Linked DNA regions of Homo sapiens: region 2 is linked to region 1. Evidence: chromatin contacts called from ENCODE Hi-C data. All regions are on one chromosome and are shown on one strand. Each heading gives the region's core, a stretch centred on a gene start or an enhancer-like site at or near the end of the contact. The rest is flanking DNA. Distances are from core to core; before and after follow the strand shown. Region 1 holds the start of CUX1 (cut like homeobox 1). Region 2 holds the start of AP1S1 (adaptor related protein complex 1 subunit sigma 1).

Region 1 (5,356 bases), core at 1,959-4,458:
GTGCGCGGCGTCACCGCATCTAGGGTGGAGGCTCGCAACGTGCCCCCCGACGCCAGCGCGCTCCCACCCACCGGCGAGTCAAGGTTGCGTTGGGGAGACAGTGAACCCCGTTCCCGACATCAGGGGCCTCCCCTTGGGGAAACTGAGGCCCCTGGCCAGCTGCGCAAGACCTGGGGACACGCGTGTTCTCTAAATCTTGGGACTTTCATTTCCAGCCTCTTCCTCCAAAAATGCCGAATTCACTGCGCCAACCCTCGAACTCACTTGAAAAGCAATTGTTTTCCACTTGCGCGTTTTATTTTGTATCCTATGCAGATTCTATTTACATATGCATTTTGAGATTAAGGAATTTGGGGACTTGTTTTAACTAATTACTCGTTCAGTGAAGTACGGGAGAGTCAAAGAACAGTATTCCTACTGGAAACTCCAAGTCACACGTGTGTATAATCAATGAAAGATGACGATCATAAAACGTGTGCTTTCGCCAGCTTTCCGCGAGGAGAGAAATCAAAAGAGAATTTATTTTTTGGTTTGCATTTTAGCATTTCTGTAAACTTGGGACCACGCTTTCCGTTTTCAGTGAGTGCACCCACACTTTCCAACTTTCTGCGCCCAAAGTTGCAACAAACCAAGGTGTCTGAACCACAGGAAGTTTCTTGGGCTGTTCCGCTGAAGCGGCGCGGGGGGACACAGAACTGGGCTCCCAGACTTTTCCTGTCGTGGCCTAAACTGGAACGGCTTGGGCGAATGGGGGCTGCCGGGACCCCCAGCGCTACCGCCGTTGGGGTGCGTTCGGGTGCGACGCTGGCACCGCCGCTGTCCGGGTGTGGGGCATCCACGCGCGCGGCCCCCTGAGAGGGTCAGGGCTGTTTCCCCCTCAACTCCACTCCTCCAAACATGCCACGCTGTTCCTGGTCGTGTCGGTGTCCCGGTCCTCGCTGGGCGCAGAGGGATCAGAGTGTTGCCGTCCACCGTCGGGGCGCCTCCCACGCACGCTGCTGCGGGGGGCCTGGGCCACGCAGGGGTCGGGTGTGGGGGGTCCCGGGCAGGTGGTAGCGGCGTCTCCGCGCTCTGTACACTAACCACTACAGGGGCGCTCCGACGTTCCCCCCAACCGGAGTCTTGAAGGCGCTGCGCTCGGCCACCGCGGGCGATCGCGATCCCAGCGGGAGACCCCCCCCACCCCCGCAGCCCTCCCCAGGTGCGCGGTGCCGGGGGACCCCGGGCGCTGCCCTCCAGCGCCCCCTCGGGGCCGGGTCTGTGGCCGGCGCGACCGCGGACTTTGGGGGGGGTTGTCCCGAGGGGCGGGGGTCGCCGGTCGGCCCGCGGAGGGGAGGGGGAGGGCGGCGGTGGGGGGGTTGGGGGAGCAGGGGCCGGGGCCGCGCGCGCGAGGCCGGGCCGCGGCCGCCGCGCCCTGGGGCTGCGACTCCGGCTCCGGCTCGGGCTCGCCATGGCTGCGGCGGTGCCGTGAGGAGGAGTCCGCGTCCTCGGTGGCGGCGGCGGCGGCCGGCTCCAGGCCGGGTTTTGGCGCCGCCCGCCTGCTGCCTCCTGGCGGCTCCTGAACTCCAGCCCCCTCTCTATCAGCCGCTCACTCCGTCTCAATATGTCTCAAGATGGCGGCCAATGTGGGATCGATGTTTCAATATTGGAAGCGCTTTGATTTACAGCAGCTGCAGGTCAGGCTCCTCCGCGCTCGGCCTCGCGCCCGGGGGTGGGGGCTGCGGGCGGTCGCGGCCTCCGCCGGGGGCCCCGGGCTGGCCCAGCCGCCGGGGGGCCCGCGGCGGCGGGGAGGAGGGGGGTGCCGGGCACCGCGGGGCCGAGTCGGGGCCGAGTCCCTCCCGCTCCCCGGCCCCCATTGATCACTCGCTTGATCGGAAATTGATCCTCTTTGTTCAATTCATCGATCAGCCCAAGATGGCGCCGGGAGCCGCCGCCGCCACCACTGCCCCCGGTGTCTGCCCCCACCCCGGGCGCCCCCCCGGGCCCCGCGCCGCCGCCGCCGCCAGCGCCGCCGCCGCCGTTGCCGCCGCGGGACCGGGGAGGGGGCGGCCCCGGCGGCCCGCGGGGTGCGCGCGCGAGCGGGGAGCGGGGAGCGGGCGGCGGGGGGCGGGCGGCGGCGGGCGCCGGGAGGGGGCCGCGGCCCGGCGGTGGCGCCCGCCCGCCCGCTCGCCCCGCGCCCCCGGCCCGCCGTATTCCCGGGGAAAGTTTGTGGGGAGTTGCTGCGGGGGGTGAAGCGCCTGCCTCTCCAGGAGGAGCCGCCGCCACTGCCGCCGGCGCGGCGGAGCTGGGGCTGGTGGCGCTGTGGTGCCGCCGGCTCGGGGGAGGGTCAGAGCGGCCACCGGCGGCGGCGGCGGCGGCGCGGCCCGGCTCCGGCCAGGCGGGCGGGTGGCCGGGCAGGCGCCCGCGCTCGCTACCCCCGGCCGGCCCCGGCCGCCGCCCCCGGCTGTCACCGGCCCGGGCCGCGCCGCCGCTCCGGCACCCCGCGTGTGGCTCCCGGCGCGGACCCCCGGGTTTGTTTACGTCCCGGGGAGCGCCCCGGGGCCACCCGCGCACCTCGCGGCCGCCGCGCTCTTTTGTGTGCCTGTGTCGGTGACGCGGACCTGTTCCTCCGTGGCGGACCCCCGCGGGGGCTCTTTGGGGAAACTTGGCGAGGGGCGGCGGGGGTGCCCCGCGCGCAGTGTCGCTGGGTCCCGGTGTCCCGGACCGCCGGGTGCGGGCGCGGGAGGAGGAGGCTGCAACTTTCCCCTAGGCAGGCCCCAAGCTGTTCCCCCGGGTGCCCGGGCAGTGTACGCTGCCTCCCCGCCGCCGGTCCGAGCCGCGATCGCCGCGCGCCTGGGGGCTCCGGCGGCCCCCGGTGACCTGCGGCGCCGGGTCCCTTCCTTGCGTCCCCTCGGGGCTTCTGCCCTCTCTGCAGGGCCCGCCATGGAGCGCGCGGCGGGTGCGCTCGGAGATGCCTTCTCGGGCCGGGTTCTCGAAAGCAGAGCCCCGGGGGCCCGTTGGGACCGTGGCATGCCGGGCGGTGGTCCGCGCGCGGAGTCCCCGGCGCCGCGGGGGGACCGTGCCGGGGCTCCCCGGCCCGCGCCCGAGTCGCCGCCGTGCCCAAGGGGCGAGTGCCTGCCTGCCACCCCCCGCCCGGAGGAGCGGCGCACCCTTAGGGTCCGCCCCGCACGTGCCAGCTCGGCGCCCGCGGCGCCGGGACAGCCCCGGGACTCTGCCAGGTGGATGTTGTGCGTAGCCGGAGCCAGGTTGAAGGTGAGCGGCGTGTGGGCCAGAAGTCCCGAGGTTGCAGGCGCGGAGGGAACCGGGGATGTCGGGGGGTGCCCGGGTCCCGCGGCTTAGAATGCTCTAGGGCGGCCTGGTGCTCTGGGAGGGGATAGGAGGGTTCCTCAGGGCCCCTGGGGAACTGCAGCTACTCCCAACTGCTAAGGTGTGCGTGAAGATAAACTTGGCTGAACTTTCCTAACCTGGAGGACTGGTGACAGTGACCTACCGCAATACCTTTGGGAGCAAAGCTCGAGATGCAGGCTTGTATCAAACGAAGCGGGTTGGATTAAAACATATTTAAATGGAATCTGACAACTTTAATTGTATATGCTTGTTTTCTGCTCTTGCCTACTAAGAACGATAAAGCCGAGTCATAGTCGTTATGAAATTTCCTGAAATTTCTCGCTTAACTAGGAAGAAGACTATGCGAAATATGTATTTCCGATAAGATTAAAACTTAAAGGAGTTTAAGTATTTATTGACTAAAATAGATTACTCCAAAGTGTCTATTGTGTAAATTAGATTCCTGGATGTAATGAACACAGCCGAATGGCATTTTTGATAAATTGGTCTACCCTGTTTTAGTAAAAATAGCTCCCTTTTACCATAATTTAATTCCTGTGCTTACTGTAAAACCCGTTGTGGAGTTTTAAGGACAAACATTATTATTATTTTTCTCTCTTGTCTTCCTAAATGTGACATCCTAGCTTAATATCAATGAAGTGTCTTTTTTAAAGCATCCTGGCAAAATTGCCTGGAAAATGGATTTGGTTTCTAGAGTTACTAGATTTTAAGAACTCTAAACCTTCCTGTCCCCCATATTAGCTACTTCTTCAGGGGATCAGGGCTCCAGGGTTCCATCGAAAGTTTCCATGTCAGTTTACTTGCACTTTATGTGGATATTAAGAAGAAATCAAAACCAAACCCCAAAACAAAGTCCCTTATTTGAACTTCATTCCTCTTTACTCCTTTGCTTTTGGTGGTTGCTAACGATTTGGCCTTAGATGATTTCCTATGGGTTTGCAAACTTTAGTCGAATACGGAATGTCAAAGTTCAAGTCTCAGGCCAATCTGGTTCTTTCTCTGGGCGGTGAGGAGGCCTTTGGAGTTGGTGTCTGGTTAATTCCCACCGATAGTCAGTGAGTCAATAGAACGAGTTTGGGAGAGAATTCATTAGTTCCAGATTTTTCTCATTTTTCCAGACCTCTTTATACTGAGATTGGGTTGCCACCTGGGGGTAAAGAGGCTGATCGGTCTTTGCAGAGAGAAATCCAGGTTGGAGACGTCAGCGGGTCCAGGTGAGGTTGGGCCGTTCCGCAGTTCTGCAACCCTGGCTCACTGGGTTCTTGTCCCTCGGCTTCCTGGGTCTTGAAGCTGCTGCCTTGGCACAGGAGTGTGTGCTCAGGAAGAGAATTTCTGAAGATTGTGTTTTATTCCGTTTCCTTTTTAGTCCCAAAGGCTTGTGGTATGGAAGTTTCAGTGCTTTGGTATTGCTAAGACTAGTTGGACAAGTTTTTTATCCTATCTCAGACTTGTAAAAACCAGGTTTTCTTTTCTTTTTAAATAAGAAAAGCACTGTTGTATAAATTTGTCTTTTAAATACATATTTGAAAGGAGGACACTTTCTAAGACAAAGCTCATGGCACTCTGTATGTTAGTGGAGCTTTGAACTCTTTGGGACGGGGCCCGCCAATGACTGCCTTCCCTTTGGGACATTATTCCCACATGGTGACCAGCCTTCCCCTTTAAGCAGCTTCTGCAAAAGTAAACTTGAAAAGTTGCCTTCTTTTTCAGAATCAAAAAACAATTTCAGTTTTGCTGAAAGTCCATTTTCTGATGGCTTTTTTTCCCCCTGTTGTGGAAGTGTGTATGTTACTGGCTGTCCAGTACTGTTTGCCATAATAAGTATATTATTTTAATTAAAATGTCCCATCTAGTACCCTTTATAAAAGAGCAGTTCAAGAAATTACACCACTGCTGCTCCTGCTTTTGTTTTCTTGGTTCTTTTAATATGGGTGTCTTTGAGGTTGGATGTGGGAAGGGGTCATTGGCAGTTGATTTAAGTTTTTTCCTATGTGAAACTCTTTTTTTC
Region 2 (5,356 bases), core at 2,857-5,356, 660 kb before region 1:
CTTATACTAATCCTCCTCAGCACAGACCCTTTACGGGTGTCGGGCTGGGGGACAGTCAGGTCTTTCCCTTCCCACGAGGCCATATTTCAGACTATCCCATGGGGAGAAACCTTGGACAATACCTGGCTTTCCTAGGCAGAGGTCCCTGCGGCCTTCCGCAGTGTTTGTGTCCCTGGGTACTTGAGATTAGGGAGTGGTGATGACTCTTAAGGAGCATGCTGCCTTCAAGCATCTGTTTAACAAAGCACATCTTGCACCGCCCTTAATCTATTTAACCCTGAGTTTGACACAGCACATGTTTCAGAGAGCACGGGGTTGGGGGTAAGGTCATAGATTAACAGAAACTCAAGGCAGAAGAATTTGTCTTAGTACAGAACAAAATGGAGTCTCCTATGTCTACTTCTTTCTACACAGACACAGTAACAATCTGATCTGTCTTGCTTTTCCCCACAACCAGGATAGTCCAGCCAGCTAACTGTCTGTGCCATCTTATTCTTGACCTAATAAATAGCTGCCGGGCTTGGTGGCTCACACCTGTAATCCCAGCATTTTGGGAGGCCGAGGCGGGTGGATCACGAGGTCAGGAGTTCGAGACCAGCCTGGCCAACATAGTGAAACCCCGTCTCTACTGAAAATACAAAAATTAGCTGGGCGTGGTGGCATGCACCTATAATCCCAGCTACTTAGGAGGCCGAGGCAGGAAAATCACTTGAGCCCAGGAGGTGGAGGTTGCAGTGAGCCGAGATCACACCATTGCAGTCCAGCCTGAGCGACAGTGCAAGAGTCTGTCTCAAAAAAAAAAAATAAATAAATAAATAAATAAGTAGCACCACAATAGTTCAGGCAGCCAATAATCTATGCCACTGGTAAGATATTCCACTAGTATATGTCATATATCTTAGACGATGGTGTTGAAAAGCCTAAGGTGGAGGCAGAGGAGAAAAGAAAACAAAAGCAAAAGGAAGAAGAAAAAGTAAAAGAAGAAAGAAGTTGGGCCCGGGCGCGGTGGCTCACACCTGTAATCCCAGAACTTTTGAGAGGCCAAGGCAGGCAGATCACTCGAGGTCAGGAGTTTGAGACCAGCGTGGCCAACGTGGTGAAACCCCATCTCTACTAAAAAAATAAAACTTAGCGGGGTGTGGTGGTAGATATCTGTAGTCCCAGCTACTTGGGAGGCTGAGGAAGGAGAATTGCTTGATCCGGGGAGGTGGAGGCTGCAGTGAGCCGAGATCGTGCCACTGCACTCCAGCGTGGGCAACAAGAACGAGACTCCGTCTCAACAACAACAACAACAACAAAAAAAAAAAAAAAAAAGGAAGAGTCTGGGAAGAGGAAATGATAGGTACCATTATGAAGTGTTTACAGATACTTGCTATACATTACCTCTAATCCTCAGAACCACCTTGCAAGATATGTACTACTGTCCTCTTTTTTTTTTTTTTTTTTTGAGACAGAAGGCTGAGTCAGGAGGCTGAATCAGGAGAATCACTTGAACCCGGGAGGTGGAGGTTGCAGTGAGCCGAGATTGTGCCACTGCACTCCAGCCTGGGCAACAGAGCAAGACTCCATCTCAAAAAAATAAATACACAAAATAAATAAATAAAGTGGAGACAGGAGGTGAGGCCTTACCAACAATTGCATCATGTGCTACTCAAAAATAATAGCACATTAGTTGCCAACAATTATCTACCATTAACTTTTCTGCATGACAAAATTTAAGATTTTCTCTTATCCTTCTATCCAGACCTCTTTACTTTATCATTTGTGCTAGGGAAGCAGGAGCCTCAGAGAGCCAGCATAAAGCCATTTTAAGTTCAGCTCCATCTTGAAACTAACAAGGCACATTCCTTGTCAGTCACAACCCAAAGCTGTTTACAGTTGGGGAAACAGCTTAAAGATACCTGCAAGGACAGACTCCTCCAACTACAGAAAATCCAGATGCCCCAATACCCATAACAATATGTGCCTTTAAGATAATTATAGTTCTGGCTGGGTGTGGAGGCTAAGGCAGGATTGCTTTAGGCCAGGAGTTCGAGATCAGCCTGGCCAACATTGCAAAACCCCCTCTCTACTAAAGATACAAAAATTAGCTGGGTGTCGTAGCACATGCCTACAATCCCAGTAGTGAGACCCCATCTCTACAACAAAATATTTTTTTAATTAATTGGATGCACTGGTTCATGCCTGCAGTCACAGCTACTTGGGAGGCTGAGGTGAAAGGATGTAGCTGTAATCCAGCTATTAGGGATGCTGAGACACAAGAATGGCTTGAACCCAGGAGGTGGAGGTTGCAGTGAGCTGAGATCACGCCACTGCACTACAGCCTGGGCAACAGATCAAGACTCTGTCTCAAGAAAAAAAAAAAAGGAAGAAAGATAATTAAGTTTTGCTTTGATGTACTTACCTACTAGAATGTCAAGGATAGTTAAATTAACAGAATAATAAATTTTGTCATGCCATTGGCCCATCTGCACATTGACTCGGCTTAGTTTAGTCTCTACAAAAACAAGACCCCTATATAAGAAAAACTTAAAGGTCAGGGGCGGTGGCTCATACCTGTAATCCCAACACTTTGGGAGGCTGAGGAGTGTGGATACCTTGAGTCCAGGAGTCCCAGACCAGCTTGGGTAGCATGACAATACCCTGTGTCTACAAAACATACAACTATTAGCTGGCTGTGGTGGTGCATGCCTGTAGTCCTAGCTACTTGGGAGACTGAAGTGGGAGGATCGCTTGAGCTCAGGAGGTGGAGGCTGCAGTGAACTATGATCATGCTACTACACTCCAGCCTGGGCAACAGAGTAAGACCCTGTCTCAAAAAAAGAAGAAAAAAAAAAAGAAAGAAAGAAAAGAAAAACTTAAGACAGTGTGTTCCTCTGTTTGCTTTCTGAGGACGCCCTACTCCGTAAGGGTGTAGCTTTCAATAAACTCTCTCTTCTCATCGCACTCTACGACTTGCTTTGGGTTCCTTCCTGCATGAGATCCAAGAATTCTCTCTTGGGGTCTGGATCGGGACCCCTTTTTCCAGTAACATGTAGACACACACACACATTCAGTTTAAAAGCCCATATTACAACGTACATCCACCTCATCTTCACACTGAGATTTGGGTGACATCTGTCCCTTTTTGAGTTTTGACCCAAGTTAACCTTTTAAGACGCTCTTTATTTCTTCCCCTTTTGCCTCAGTTCACGTTCCTCCCCCTTCTCCTTACATGCCTTTTATAGCAGCCTCTCCTTTTCTCTTTTATTCTTTTTCTACACATTTCTCTTACTGTAAAATCAGAAGCCAGGCGCGGTGGCTCACGCCTGTAATCCCAGCAGTTTGGGAAACCGAGGCGGGAGGGTCTCTTGAACCCAAGAGTTCGAGACCAGCCTGGGCAACATAGTAAGACCCCCGTCTCTACTAAAAAAAAATTAAAAATTAGCTGGGCATGACGGTGTGCGTCTGTAGTCCCAGCTACTCAGGAGGCTGAGGCGGGAGGATCGCTTGAGGCCAGGAGTTCAAGGCTGCAGAGAGTCACGATCCCACCACTGCACTCCAACCTGGGTGACGCGGCCAGACCCTGTCTCTAAAAAGAAAAAAACTAGAGGGGTGTATCTATCACGCTTTCAATAGATATTCAGCTTGGGTTCTATACTTTTCTCATGACCCTTTGTCTTTCTGTTTTCCAGGTCACTCCTCCTCCCCTACACTTAATTCCCACCCTGCTCCCTTTTCACGGCCCACTCCCCTTCCAGGAGTCCTGCCTGCTGCTTCGAACTCCAATGATCGTCCCATTCACCTCTCACCCCTTTTCCCGCCTTTTTGCCCCACAAGGCTCCAAAGCGCGAGGACCTTATTGTCCTCCTCCCCCATCCTCCAACCAGCCCACAGGACAGCCGCGTTACCATGACGACCGGGCTCCTAGAAGCTGCAGTCAAGGACCTGGTTGCCATGGTTTCCGCTTCTCCGCCTCCAGCCCCGCCCGCGCTCCCCGCGGCGTCGGCGCCTGCGCAGTGCGTGGCGCGCCGGGAGTCAGAGCCTGGGCGGGACGGGGCGGGGCTTCGGGCGAGAGGGAGGGCAGCAGGAGAAAGGATAAGAAAGGGAGTGGGACTGGCGCCTACGGTGGCCGAAGTGGGACGCGCCGAGCCGGAGGCTGCAGGATGGTAGGCTGTGCGAAGAGGGAGGGGAGGGGGAAGCGAGGGGCGTGGGCTGCACCTGCGGGGGTCCTCGGGGGCCGCCCTCGGGGTGAACCGCCCTGTCTTCCCTCTGGTCCTCAGAGGCCTCCCTTGCCTCGGCGGGTGGGCGAGCCGGGCTCGGGAGGAAGAGGGGGAGGTGGCATTCGGGAGAGGGGCGGGGAGGGGGCGCATTTGCAGGGCGAGCGGGGGCTGACGAAGGGGCGGCGGGGCCGTCCCGAGCCGGGAGGGGCGCTCTGGTCTTGGCCCCTGGGGTCCCTCGATCCCCGCTGCAGGGAAGCCGCCCGAAGCAGAGGGTTGCGGGAGTCTCTTTGCTGAGGGAGGGAGCGGGGGTCACCAGTCACCGAGACCCCCTTCCCGGGCTGCACAGGCGGGAGCGGGGACCCGGGTGGGGAGAGGGGTGTGGGAGGGGAGTTTCCGGGTCGGAAAAGGGAGCGCCCTACTGCGTTCGTGGCCGTGCTTGCCTAGAGGCTGGGCCCAGGTAGGGAAGCGAAGTGGACTCGTGGTTTTTCTCCGAGGGACCCAGGCTTTGGGATCCCGGGCTCCGGGGCTCTCTGCCCCCCTTCCCATTCTCTTTCCGGAATCCAGGCCTTCCGTCTTCCTGCTTGCTCCCCACCCCCCTATTTGAGCGCCGCACGAGGCTCCCCAGCGCCCCTCTTTTCCCCTCCACCAAAAAAATCAGTTCTCCTGAATTCTGATTTTTCACTTACTAAGCTAGTACAGTGCCACACACCCAGGGATTCCAAGCCTGGGCATGTCCATGAATAGAAGAGCTACTGGGGTAAGGAGAAGACTCCAGGATGTGGCCCAGACCCCCCGGAACTGGGAAGCTGGGGTACACTGGGCAGTGAGGGTTCTGTCTTCCATCCCACTTGACCCAGCTTGCTGTCTGTTCTGCAGACATTCTTTTAGGGGAACCCCCTGGGTGGCGGGGCCCTAACTGAGGGAAATTGGTCACCTGGTGTCTGGGGAGGAGTGGGCGCTTAGCAGGAGGCACCCTAAAAGGAAGAAAAGTTAAAGAGAAATGTCGAAGACCAAATGCCTGGGTGCCTGCAGAGAGGAAGATAGGATTTGGGCATCTGCATACCCTGTGTGGTGTTGGAGATACATACTACAGAGGAGGATACCCCTGGGCATAGGCCTGGCACTGGAGGATGATATGTTTGGGAGATCATTAA

What was found. A loop is a pair of places that touch in the nucleus more often than their neighbours do. Pooled maps may share reads with other maps.
Region 2: a pooled map shows a loop between it and region 1 (7-fold over the local background). The contact joins the promoter of AP1S1 here to the promoter of CUX1 in region 1. A Hi-C loop is called at or near these places in 5 of 50 pooled maps.

Annotation. Positions count from the first base shown.
Region 1 is chr7:101,814,418-101,819,773 of GRCh38, forward strand. CUX1 (cut like homeobox 1) reads left to right here and starts at 3,209. Exons shown (of 24, transcript NM_181552.4): 1 at 3,209-3,252. The coding sequence starts at 3,223. RefSeq lists silencers at 2,219-2,378, 2,489-2,808, 2,879-2,958, 2,989-3,058, 3,109-3,158 and 3 more and an enhancer at 1,465-2,393.
Region 2 is chr7:101,150,370-101,155,725 of GRCh38, forward strand. AP1S1 (adaptor related protein complex 1 subunit sigma 1) reads left to right here and starts at 4,107. Exons shown (of 5, transcript NM_001283.5): 1 at 4,107-4,148. The coding sequence starts at 4,146. RefSeq lists a silencer at 3,849-4,088 and enhancers at 3,899-4,193, 4,513-5,013.